2 separate regions of the Homo sapiens genome follow, and region 2 is linked to region 1. A link is an interaction called in ENCODE POLR2A ChIA-PET data of the cell type or tissue named here. Cell type or tissue: Panc1. All regions are shown on one strand. Each heading gives the region's core, and the rest is flanking DNA. Links, peaks and the distances in the headings are about the cores only.

The links. Peaks named below come from ENCODE experiments on the same cell type or tissue, not always from the same donor. Only the 100,000 strongest peaks of a DNase experiment are listed, where the experiment ranks them.
Region 2: POLR2A ChIA-PET joins it to region 1 with 10 read pairs; 5 of 35 experiments call an interaction of 5 or more read pairs at or near these places.

What each region holds. Positions count from the first base shown.
Region 1 is chr17:31,560,786-31,568,608 of GRCh38, forward strand. It overlaps the pseudogene RNU6ATAC7P. Among named protein-coding and RNA genes, the nearest start is that of MIR193A, 4.7 kb to the left of the region's middle. RefSeq lists an enhancer at 7,114-7,614. In Panc1, for the core only: no CTCF peak of the experiment used is centred there; no DNase peak of the experiment used is centred there; H3K4me3 peaks cover 522 bases; H3K27ac peaks cover 2,091 bases.
Region 2 is chr17:31,881,627-31,884,883 of GRCh38, forward strand. UTP6 (UTP6 small subunit processome component) reads right to left here. Exons shown (of 19, transcript NM_018428.3): 10 at 2,798-2,879. Among named protein-coding and RNA genes, the nearest start is that of UTP6, 18 kb to the right of the region's middle. In Panc1, for the core only: no CTCF peak of the experiment used is centred there; no DNase peak of the experiment used is centred there.

The sequences.
Region 1 (7,823 bases), core at 2,915-5,414:
TTGTTTGTGTTGTGTTTTTGGCTCTTGGCCGTGGAAAAACATCTGGGGACATGCAGTGAGGTGACTTGAACTGTGTGAAGAACTGGTTGACAAAATAGGGAACGTCTGGTCCCTGTCTTACTTGGCTTTGGAAAACAGGAGAGGTTTTTAGGAGCTGGGAGGAGGGAGGGTGAGAGGGAGGAACCATCACGGCCAGGTTGGCCCACCCCTTGCCAGGTCGTGTAAAAACCCATTCAAGAGGCATTTTCCCACAGGCTCCCTGCCTCTGCAGGCCACGTGTAGAGTAGTCCTTTGCAGGCGTCCTGCCCATACTGTTGTCCCTGTTTTGGGGGCATGTGGGAGCCAACACAGGGGAGTCAGGTGTGTGGTAGGCAGTCAGGTGTGTTTTGGGGTCAGGGAGGCAGGTTTGGGCCTGGGAGGCCAGGAAGGGACATACCCCGTCCTGCAGTTGGCCTGACTTTTGTCCATGTTAGCTTTGTCCTGGAGGCTTACCCAGTGGAACATGCAGATGTCAGAATTATGGGAGAAAAGAGTTTGGCCATGGGGTAGATTTCTGAACATCTTGACAAATTCTTAGTTTGGAGACAAAATTGTCTAGGAGTGGAACTGATGGGAGCTTCAACTGGAGACCTCGCCCCTAATTAAGAAAAATGCTCTTTGGAGCGCTGAATCAGCTTGGGAAAACAAAGTTCTCCCTTTGAACCAATGCCTCTCCCAGCCCTGGGGATCAGTGTCTAAAAGTAAATGAAGTGGAAATCTCCAGAATATTGCGTGGTCATAAAACATCCCAGAAGTGGGCTGGAGCAATGAGATGCCGAAAAGCAGGCCTGGCTGGCTGCCCTGCACCCACCCTGGAGGGGACCGGCTGGGGAAGGTGGACTCACAGGGCTGGGAATGAGGCCTGAGGAGCACTGTGGTGCCCCCGGCAGTTTCCCTCAGGCTGTGCCCCATTCTTTCTGGGTCTGGCCAGGGCTTTAGAGATTTTTAGGAAATGACTTGGTGCTTCGTTTCTTTGGGGGAAGTGAGTGATTAGGTTTTTCCTTCTTGGGTTTTTTTCCTTTGCAAAATGTGATTGAATCAGCTATGCAGTAGGCTGGGCTAGCCTGGCCTCCTGCAACTGATTTATGCTTCCGTGTAAGCCGTTGTATTGAGGAATTGTGTTGTAGTGGAGAGCTTTTTGATTTTGCTCTCTCTTGAATTCATAGTTTCCTGGAGCAGAGGCCTCCTTCCTGGCTCCTACCCCCACCCCCAGTCCCTCTTTCAAAGATGGGTACCTCAAGGTTTCAAGGGGAAGTAGCTTGAACATAGACTGATTTACCCTGGAGCCTTCTTCAGGAAGCAGCTAAATGCAAGGTAGAAAGCTGGTAGGAGGGGGAGGGTTTTAGCGAGACCTGCAGGGAGACTGACGGAAGACTCCTAAAAATCCAGCTGGACTCCCTGTCCTGCCTACTGGGAAGAAACTTGCATTCCCTCAACTCTTAGGTAAATTGCAGACTGGTGAATAATTAACCTTGCCTTTTTGGCTTTTTTTTTTTTTTTTTGAAAAAGAAAAATCCCAACCTATGAAAGATTGAAGATCAGTTTTTGTCCAGCAGGATCGGAATGACAAAGGAAGTATTGGGAGAAGCCAGTCCTCTCATCTTCACTCCTAGCAACTCTGGAAGTTCTGAACCTCAGAAGAAATCCCTCCGGGGTTTTGTTGGTGGCCATCCCTGCCGAGCCCCTGGCTGCTTCCCTGGGTTTCCTTTGGTTCCTCTTTGCCCAAAGCTGAGCTGTCTGAATGGTGAGGATTCTCTCCTCCACTTTGTCTAGCAACAGCTTGGCCCTTGATACTGCAGGAGGAGTTAATTCCGCTGCTGGGCCAGTCTACAGCCCTCTGCGCGGGCTGGTAAATATTTGGCCAGTCTCAGTTCTTTTTACACAAAAGAACAGCACTCCTAATCTGTGATAAGTCCCTGAAAGAGAGTTGTCTCAGAAGCAAGGGATCATTTTGGTTTCCGTGAAGGGTTTTTTTCTTGAAGCAGCCCAGTGTGAAGGCCATGGAGGCGCACTTTGCGTCCAGATGTGCTTGGGTTCCAACTGCGGCTCACCAGCTGCATGGCTTTGGCCCAGTGACTTCTCTGTGCCCCAGTTTCTTCTCTTGCGGGATGAGGGTTATGATACCTACCTTGTAAGTGTGTGGCGAAGCTTACGAAAGATGTATGTCAGGGTGTCTGGCACAAACCAGTAGATCTCCGACTGGTAGTCTTTGTCCCCTGGCTCTTTTTTTTTTAATAAAGATTTTCAAATTATTATTTTATTTCTTTTTCTTTTCTTTCTTTTTTTTTTCTGGGACAGATTCTCACTCTATTGCCCATGTTGGAGTGCAGTGGCACGATCTCAGCTCACTGCAGTCTCCACCTCCCATGTTCAAGCGATTCTCCTGCCTCAGCCTCCCGAGTAGCTGTGATTACAGGTGCCTACCACCACAGCCGGCTAACTTTTGTATTTTTAATAGAGATGGGGTTTCACCATGTTGGCCAGGCTGGTCTCGAACTCCTGACCTCAAATGATCTGCCTGCCTCAGCCTCCCAAAGTGCTAGGATTACAGGTGTGAGCCACTGTGCTCGGCTTGTTTATTTTTCTTTTTTTTTTCTTTTTTCTTTCTTTCTTTTTTTTTTTCTTTTTTCTTTCTTTCTTTTTTTTTTTTTTTTTGAGACAGATTCTCACTCTGTCATCCAGGTGGAGTGCAGTGGTATGGTCTCTGCTCACTGAAACCTCTGCCTCTTGGGTTCAAGTGATTCTCCTGCCTCAGTGGGATTACAGGCGTGTACCACCATGCCCAGCTAATTTTTTGTATTTTTAGTAGAGATGGGGTTTTAACATGTTGCCAGGCTGGTCTTGAACTCTTGGCCTCAAGTGATCCCCCAACCTTGGCCTCCCAAAGTATTGTGATTATAGGTGTGAAATACCACGCCCTGCCTTAAATTATTATTTTAAATTAAAAAAATGATGTTTAGATGCCACGATGTAGGTGGCAGTACCTTAACTATATGCGTGTCGTCAGGCCCAAGGGCCTCTTCCATCCTTGTCAAGGGGAGTGCTAACCTTCTCTCCTTTCATACAATCCAGCTCTCTTATTTTGAATCTGCGTGTATATACATGTTGGTTGAGACCGGTGCAGAGTGATTGAGACTCGGGCTTGTGGGTCTGGTAGGTTCGAGGACTAACTCCATCGCTTGGGAGCATGTGGCCTTGGGCAAGTTACTTAATCCACTGGGAACAGGGGTATCGTAACCATCAGATGGGGATACTGTCTGGGATTCCCATCCCCTATATGGGTCTCAATCCTCTCAGTTTCTGTGGTCTAACAACTATGTGCCAGGGACTGGGCCAGGCAGAGGCTGGGGTATCCGTTAGTAAGATGGGCACGGTCCCTCGCTGCCTGCTCTGATTTTTGCCCCAGCTCTGAGAGCAGATTAATGGTATTGTAAGTCCTCATTGTATGGTTGAAGTCGAGACTCAGGGGAAGAGACCCTCCCAGAATCTCCCAGCTTGCCTCGGTACCATAGGAGCAGGACCCCCAGGCTTCCAGGTGCAGCCTCCCAGGTCGGAAGCCAGCAAGCTGGGGCTGTAGAACAGGAGGTGGCTGGGCCTGGATTCGCTGGCACTGAGTCCTTAAAGGAACCCTGGGTAGCAGATGTGGCCGCCTTGTACATCTGCTCAGCAGTGCATCACTCCTAAAGGCCCAAAGACTCGTCCGGTCCTGACACTGAGCACGTTTCAGAAAAGGTCCCAGGAAAGACATTTGAATTGCCACAGCTGCTCAAGGCTTGCTCCCTCACTCATGCTGTGGGCAAACTAAACATCCTCTAGTGGGACCAGGCAAGCAGGGGACAAAATGGAATGGGGGTGCGGGGGAGGAGAAAATAATTTGATATTCCAAAAAATGCTGCAGAGTAATCATTTTGGGGGTGAAAATCAGAATTTCTTGGGACTTAGACTTTTTTATGGCTCAGTGGTGTTTTTCTTTAGAATTTTGGACTGGAGGTAGGGATAGACCATAATCTTTTCAGCACCCAAGAGCCTTCAGCAGGCCTCACTGGCTCTGGGCAGGGGGCAGGGCTTACAGGACCCAGAGCAGGTGACATCTTACCCACTGTGGATACTTCCTCCCTCCTCCCTTTGGCACGGTCTGAGGAATTTTGAAATCACCCCATAGCCAGACCCCTTGCATTTGCTGCCCAGGAGAACCGGGCAGGGAGGTGCCATGCGGAAAGTCCCGCTGCCTGATTTTCCTCTGAGCTCATCACTGCAGCCTGAGAGCCCCCTTCTCTGTCAAGTGGGTGACTGAACTGAATACACCAGACCCCCCTTGGCATTCTTCTAAGATCCTAAGGAGGAGGAGCTGAGGAAGGCACGGGGTGGAGCCTGGGGCTGTGGTTTGGAGGATGGGAGGGCTGGGGGAGGGATTCAGAGATTGCAGCTGGGAAATTTGGATCGGCCTATGAAGACTTTGTGGTTCATTCTCATGAAACTCGCTTCCTCTCACTGGATTTCTGCCCTGGGGGATGTGGGGTTCAAGTGAAAACACTGGCTTTTCCTTCTTGGTGACTGAGGCTTAAATTCTGGTCTCCCAAGCAAATATTTAAGAAATAACTCTCTTTTCCCTCCTTGTCCATTGTAAAACAAACCCTCTTTTTCGCCCATGTCTCCCACCCTCCTGAAAAGAATTCGGTTGTCTTGCTGCTTACTAGCTGGTAGCACCTGGCTTTCCAGCAGGCTGGTTGAAAACAGAAAATGCTTCTCTGCTTAAGACAGGGAAAGGGCGTGGGCTTTGGCATCAGAAACCTGGCTTTCCTGTAGACTAGCTGTGTCGGGCCTGGGGCGTCTTCCCAAGACTCAATTTCCCTGTCTGTGATAATACGTGCCTACTTCTCAGGGCATTATAAGGACTGAACAAGAATGTCTGTGTGAAACACCAGGCGCATGGTCGGGGGTGGTACATGGTAGTTCTTCCCGGGTGACACCATATTCATCCCAGGGTCCATGGGACAATGAGGTCAAAGAAGGACCAGCTGAGGCTGGTGTGCCTGCTTGCTGGCTTAGTATCTGGGGAGAAAACACTGGAAGAAAAGCAAATCCTTGCTGGTGGGGTGTGGGGGTGAGTTTGTGTGGGTCCTGCCTCTTCAGTGAGACATGTCTACCACTTGGGAGGGGCGTAGGGTGGAGGTGGGGGGCCAGGAGTCACAGCCTTTTCCGGGGGTTGGGTTCATGCGGCCGCCACTTAAGCCTATCTGAGGGGAGAGGTTAGTGGGAGAGTCAGGATGAGTTTCTGCTGAATTCCTTCTTGTCAAGCTTGCTTTTGTGGGCTTAACATGAGAAGGGTGGGGAGGGGGCCATATCTTAAAAAAGAGAAAGGCTGGGTTCAGTGGCTCGCGACTATAATCCCAACACATTAGGAGGCTGAAGTGGGAGGATCAGCTGAGGCCAGGAGTTCAGACCAGCCTGGCCAACATAACAAAATCTCATCTCTACAAAAATAAAAAATAAATTAGCTGGGTGTGGTGGCTTACACCTGTAGTTTCAGCTACTCTGGAGGCAGGGGCGAGACAGGATTGCTTGAGCCAGGAGTTTGAGGCTGTAGTGAGCTATGGTCACACCACTGTACTCCAGCCTGGGCAACATAGTAAGACCCTGCCTCTGAAAAAGTAAAAGGAAAAATTAGTCAGGCATGGTGGTGTGTGCCTGTAGTCCCAGCTACTCAGGAGGCTGAGGTGGGAAGATCGCTTGAGCCCAGGAGTTCAAGGTTACGATGAGCTGTGATTGACTGGGTCACTGCACTCCAGCCTGGGCAATAGAGGAAGACCCTGTCTCTCTTGAAAAGTGTCTTTGCTTTTGAAACTTCGAGGGCGATTAAACAGATACTGAAGTACAAGCAAAATGTTAGTCTTCAACTTGCCCAGCCAGACCACTGTGTATCTGGGAAAAGTCAACTAGACTGCTTGCTCCAGCTGGTTGGTCTGGTTGGTGTGGAGGGTGAACCCTCCTCTGGCCCGAGGCGTACACCCTCTCTCCTCCTTCTGTGTCTGGTGATGGCAAACGTTTATCTTTGCTCAGGCCTGGGTGCACGCTAACCTCGGCCAAATCTCTGAATGTTCAAACATCTGCCAAAATACCACATTTCGACAATGGGCCTTCTCTATAGAGATGAGGTTACGGGGGCAGTACTGGGATGCTGGAAAACCACTTAAACTAAACTGCGGGAAGGGGCAGGGTCCAGGATCCTGACTTTGAGTGTAAGGGGTGGGGAAGGAGCAGGGGGCAGCTCCTTGCCATACAGAGAGGCCTGAGGACCAGCTCCCTGCTTCCAGAGCCGGAGCGGGGAGGGGGCTGCTGCCAACCTATCTTGGCATTCTCCCTTTCGTCCTTGGGGTAGATTTCGTTGTAATTAGACAAGTTGTGACAAATAGCCCATTGGTCTTTGGGCTGGAGAATTGTGCCGAGTCCTGCCTGGAAACCCAGCCTTGTTCACTTGGGAGCCATAATTAGGCAAGAGAACAGTTCATGAGCCCTTTGATTCAATAAAGACCCTTTTATGATGTTGGTTTTTCCCAGAAAAATCATACCACTTTGCTCCATGTATTGCATTTAGATGTGTAATCATATTAGAGCTAAGCAGCCCAGGGGACTGAAGTTGTGTAGCTGGGGTTGTAGGGGCAGAAAGGTGCAATCCCTTTCCTCCCCGTAAGGGTCACGGCTGACATTTCTGTAACAAAGACAGGTTAACAGGAGAAAAGTTTGACAAATTTATTTAATCAGTGTTTTACATGACATGAGAGCCTTCAGAAGTAAGACCCAGAGAACCAGGGAAAACTATTTTTATGCTTAGATTGGAGGAAGAAGGGACAACCATCTAGGAATGTGATAGGACAAAAAGGGTACGACCTAATGTAATAGACAGAGGGGACCACCCAGCAAGGCCTGTCTATTCAGATGCTTTTTGGCCTCACTGTGCAGCATGTCTGGGGCGTATGGGGCAGGACCCCTTTGGGATGAGGGGTGAGAAGGGAGAGAGTGACCTTTGTAGATACTATGTCTTGCTTTGGGGGAGAGGAGTTCTACTTCCTATGACCCACCTTGGGGAAGAGGAATTCTGGTTTCTGTGCCTGGCTGCTGGGGAGAAAGAGGGGCAAGAGACAGAAGGGTGGAAGAAGGTCAGAGAGAACTTGCTTTCTCCTTTAGTTCAAAGTGCTCAGTGTACCAAAGCGCCAGGCTCTGGGGTATTGTGTTCTCAGCCCCATGGCGTAAAGCCTGTTACCCGGTCTTCAGAGAAAAACAGTGTCCTCAGAAAAAAAGAAAATGACAAGGAACACTTCTAAAGATTTTCTCTCTTGTCATCTAAAGAACATTTTCTCCCTTCAGAGTGAGAAGTGACCCAGGGGGAAAAACCAGAAAGTGAAACTAACTTGACAGGCCAGTGGCAGCGGCAGCCCCTGGTGCCTGCCCTCTGCAGTCCTGTGTCGGCCCAGGCCACGCGTGCCCAGCATGGTCGATATTTGTCAGACGGATAGCACGTGTCCAGCCAAGGGCCAGAGAAAATGCCCCCAGAGGATGCTTGCATCCTTTCCACAAAGAGTTGTGGTCAGCCCACTGGGGTCTCCACCGGGGTGGCAGGGCTGCAGATGCTGGTGTGTGCAGGTGGCAGTTCTCGGCCTCCTCCTCATTGCCTCCCTGTGAGGGGCAGTCAGCCCTGACTACATATAGCCCTGGAGCTTGCGGGCAGCTTTCAGCTCGTTGGGAAGGTGTGCTGGGCCTGCGACATTGACCGGACAGTTCTTCCA
Region 2 (3,257 bases), core at 298-2,797, 320 kb after region 1:
TTAACTTTCAAGTTAGCTCTCAAAGTCAAATCAGCAGTTATCTGTGACAACACAAGACTCCAAGAGACCTGAAGAACTTTTTTTTGTTTTTGAGATAGGGTCTGTCACCCAGGCTGGAGTGCAGTGGTGCCATCATGGCTCACTGCAGCCTCCACCTCCCAGGCTCAGGTGATCCTCCCACCTCAGCCTCCCATGTAGCTGGTACTACAAGTGCATGCCACCATACCCAGCTAATTTTGGTAGTTTTATTGTACAGAGTTTTGCCATGTTGCCCAGGATGGTCTCCAACTCCTGGGTGCTCAAGCAATAGTCCATCCCAAAGTGTTGGGATTACAGCCCCTGTGCCCAGCCTAAAGAACTTTATTATAGCTGAGCTCTTCATTTTCGTTTGTGTGTGTGTGTGTGTTTGTGTGTGTGTTTTAAGACAGAGTTTCTCTCTTGTTGCCCAAGCTGAAGTGCAGTGGCACGATCTCAACTCACTATAACCTCCGCCTCCTGGGTTCAAGCGATTCTCCTGCCTCAGCCTCCGGAGTACCTGGGATTACAGGCATGTGACACCACACCCAGCTAATTTTTGTATTTTTAGTAGAGGCGGGGTTTCACCATGTTGGCCAGACTGGTCTCAAACTCCTGACCTCAGGTGATCCGCCCGCCTCGGCCTTCCCAAGTGCTGGGATTACAGGCATGAGCCACTGCATCTGTTTTTTTTTTTTGGAGACAGAGTCTTCTCTGTCACCAGGATGGAGTGCAGTGGGACGATCTCAGCTCACTGCAACCTCCACCTTCCAGGTTCAAGCGATTCTCCTGCCTCAGCCTCCTGAGTAGCTGGGATTACAGGTGCATGCCATCACACCAAGCTGATTTTTCTATTTTTAGTAGAGACGGGGTTTCACCATGTTGGCCAGGATGATCTCAATCTCTTGACCTCAAGTGATCCGCCCACCTCGGCCTCCCGAAGTGCTGAGATTACAGGCGTAAGCCACCACACCCAGCCCAGGGTTCTTCATTTTCTAAATAATAGAGAAAAAGCACAACCTACTCCTCTCTCAAAACCCTGAAGATATCCAAACAACAGATTGATTCAAGTTCCATTTCCCCTCCTGTCAAAGGAAGAGGTGTTACCAAAAAACGGAAGTACCCACAAGGTAGGCTAAAAATATTTTTTTTTTCTTTTTTTGAGACAGGGTCTCACTCTGTCACCCAGGCTGGGGTGCAGTGATGCAATAACAGCTCACGGCAGCCTCAACCTCACAGGCTCAAGGGATCCTCCCACCTCAGCCCCGCAAGTAGCTGGGACTACAGGCACATGTCACCATACCCAACTAATTTTATTGTTATTTTTTGTAAAAACAGGTCTCGCCATGTTGCCGAAGCTTACAAATAATTGTTAAACCATATAATCAGACATTAAAGAATAAAATTACCAGCCAGGTGTAATGGCTCACACCTGTAATCCTTGCACTTTGGGAGGCTAAGGCAGGAGGATCACTTGAGCTCAGGAATTCAAGATCAACCTGGGCAACATAGTGAGACCTCATCTCTATAATTAAAAACATAAATAAATAAAAATATAATAAAGAAATAAAAAGAATAAAATTACCAGCACTCAACTATAAACATATGAGTATAACTCTCATTTTATGGATAAATGCCAGGAAAATAGAATTTAGAATTTTATATAAGCTTTAGATTTTTTTTTTTTTTTTGAGATGGAATTTTGCTCTTGTTTCCCAGGCTGGAGTGCAATGGCACAATCTTGGCTCACTGCAACCTCCACCTCCCGGCTTCAAGTGATTCTCCTGCCTCAGCCTCCCGAGTAGCTGGGATTACAGGTATGCGCCACCACGCCCGACTAATTTTGTATTTTTAGTAGAAACGTGGTTTCTCCATGTTGGTCAGGCTGGTCTCAAACTCTCGACCTCAGGTGATCCATGCATCTCGGCCTCCCAAAGTGCCGGGATTACAGGCTTAAGCCACCGTGCCTGGCTAGATTTTTTTTTTTTATTGAATAAACTATTTCCCCCAGTAAGTGAATCAAAGAACTCAATCAGGAAGATACTTTTTTTCTGAGACACGGTCTCACTCTGTGACCCAGACAGGAGTGGAGTGGCAGGATCACAGTTCACTCCAGCCTCAACCTCCCAGACTCAGGTGATCTTCCCACCTCAGCCTCCAGAGTAGGTAGGACCACAGGCATGCACCACCACACCTAGCTTATTTTTTGTAGAGACAGGGTTTCACCGTGTTGCCTAGGGTGGTCTCAAACCCCTGAGCTCAAGGGATCCACCTGCCTTGGCCTCCCAAAGTACTGGGATCCCAAAGTGTGAGCTACTACACTGGGCCAGGAAATTTTTTTTTAACGTAATATGATATTAATTTTTTTTTTTTTTTGAGATGGAGTTTTGCTTGTCACCCAGGCTGGAGTGCAATTGTGGGATCTTGGCTCACTGCAACCTCCGCCTCCCAGGTTCAAGCGAGTCTCCTGGCTCAGCCTCCCAAGTAGCTGGGATTACAGGCATGCACTACCACGCCCAACTAATTTTGTATTTTTAGTAGAGACGGGGTTTCACCATGTTGGTCAAGCTGGTCTCAAACTCCTGACCTCTGGTGATCCACCCACCTCAGTCTCCCAAAGTGCTGGGATTACAGGTGTGAGCCACTGCACCCGGCCAATATTAGCTTTTATTCCAGGGATTTAGTGTGGTATCTTCTTTCTCTTCTACTAAATATCCAACCTCAAACCCTTAATCTCAAGATCAGAAATAGATATATTCACCTTTCTACTAACTTTACTTACTCATCATAAATCTCTTTTTGTAGATCTTTGGCAAAGTCAAATAGCTGTGCAATCGAAAGCAGTGACACGTGAAATTCTGCACCTAAATTTAAAAAGCAGGGGAGGGGAAGTTTATTGCCAATAAGAATCACTTTACTTTAAAAGTAGCATTCTTTTCATGTACTGGAGTTAATCTTCTTGTTTTTTGAAATGAGAAATAGAATAAAATAGAAGAAAAGTCATCCCATAGTCCCCTCACCCCAGTGTCCCCCTACTCAAGCAAAGCTATTGTTAATCTTTGGAGTATTCATAAAAAAAGAACTAATTTTCAACTCCCCACGATTTAATTACTCCATGAGAACTTACTGAGGATTGGTGCAATGGCTCACACCAGTTATGCCATCACTTTGGGAGGCCAAGGCAGGAGGATCACTTGAGCTCAGGAGTTCAAGACTAGCCCGGACAACATGGTGAAACCTCA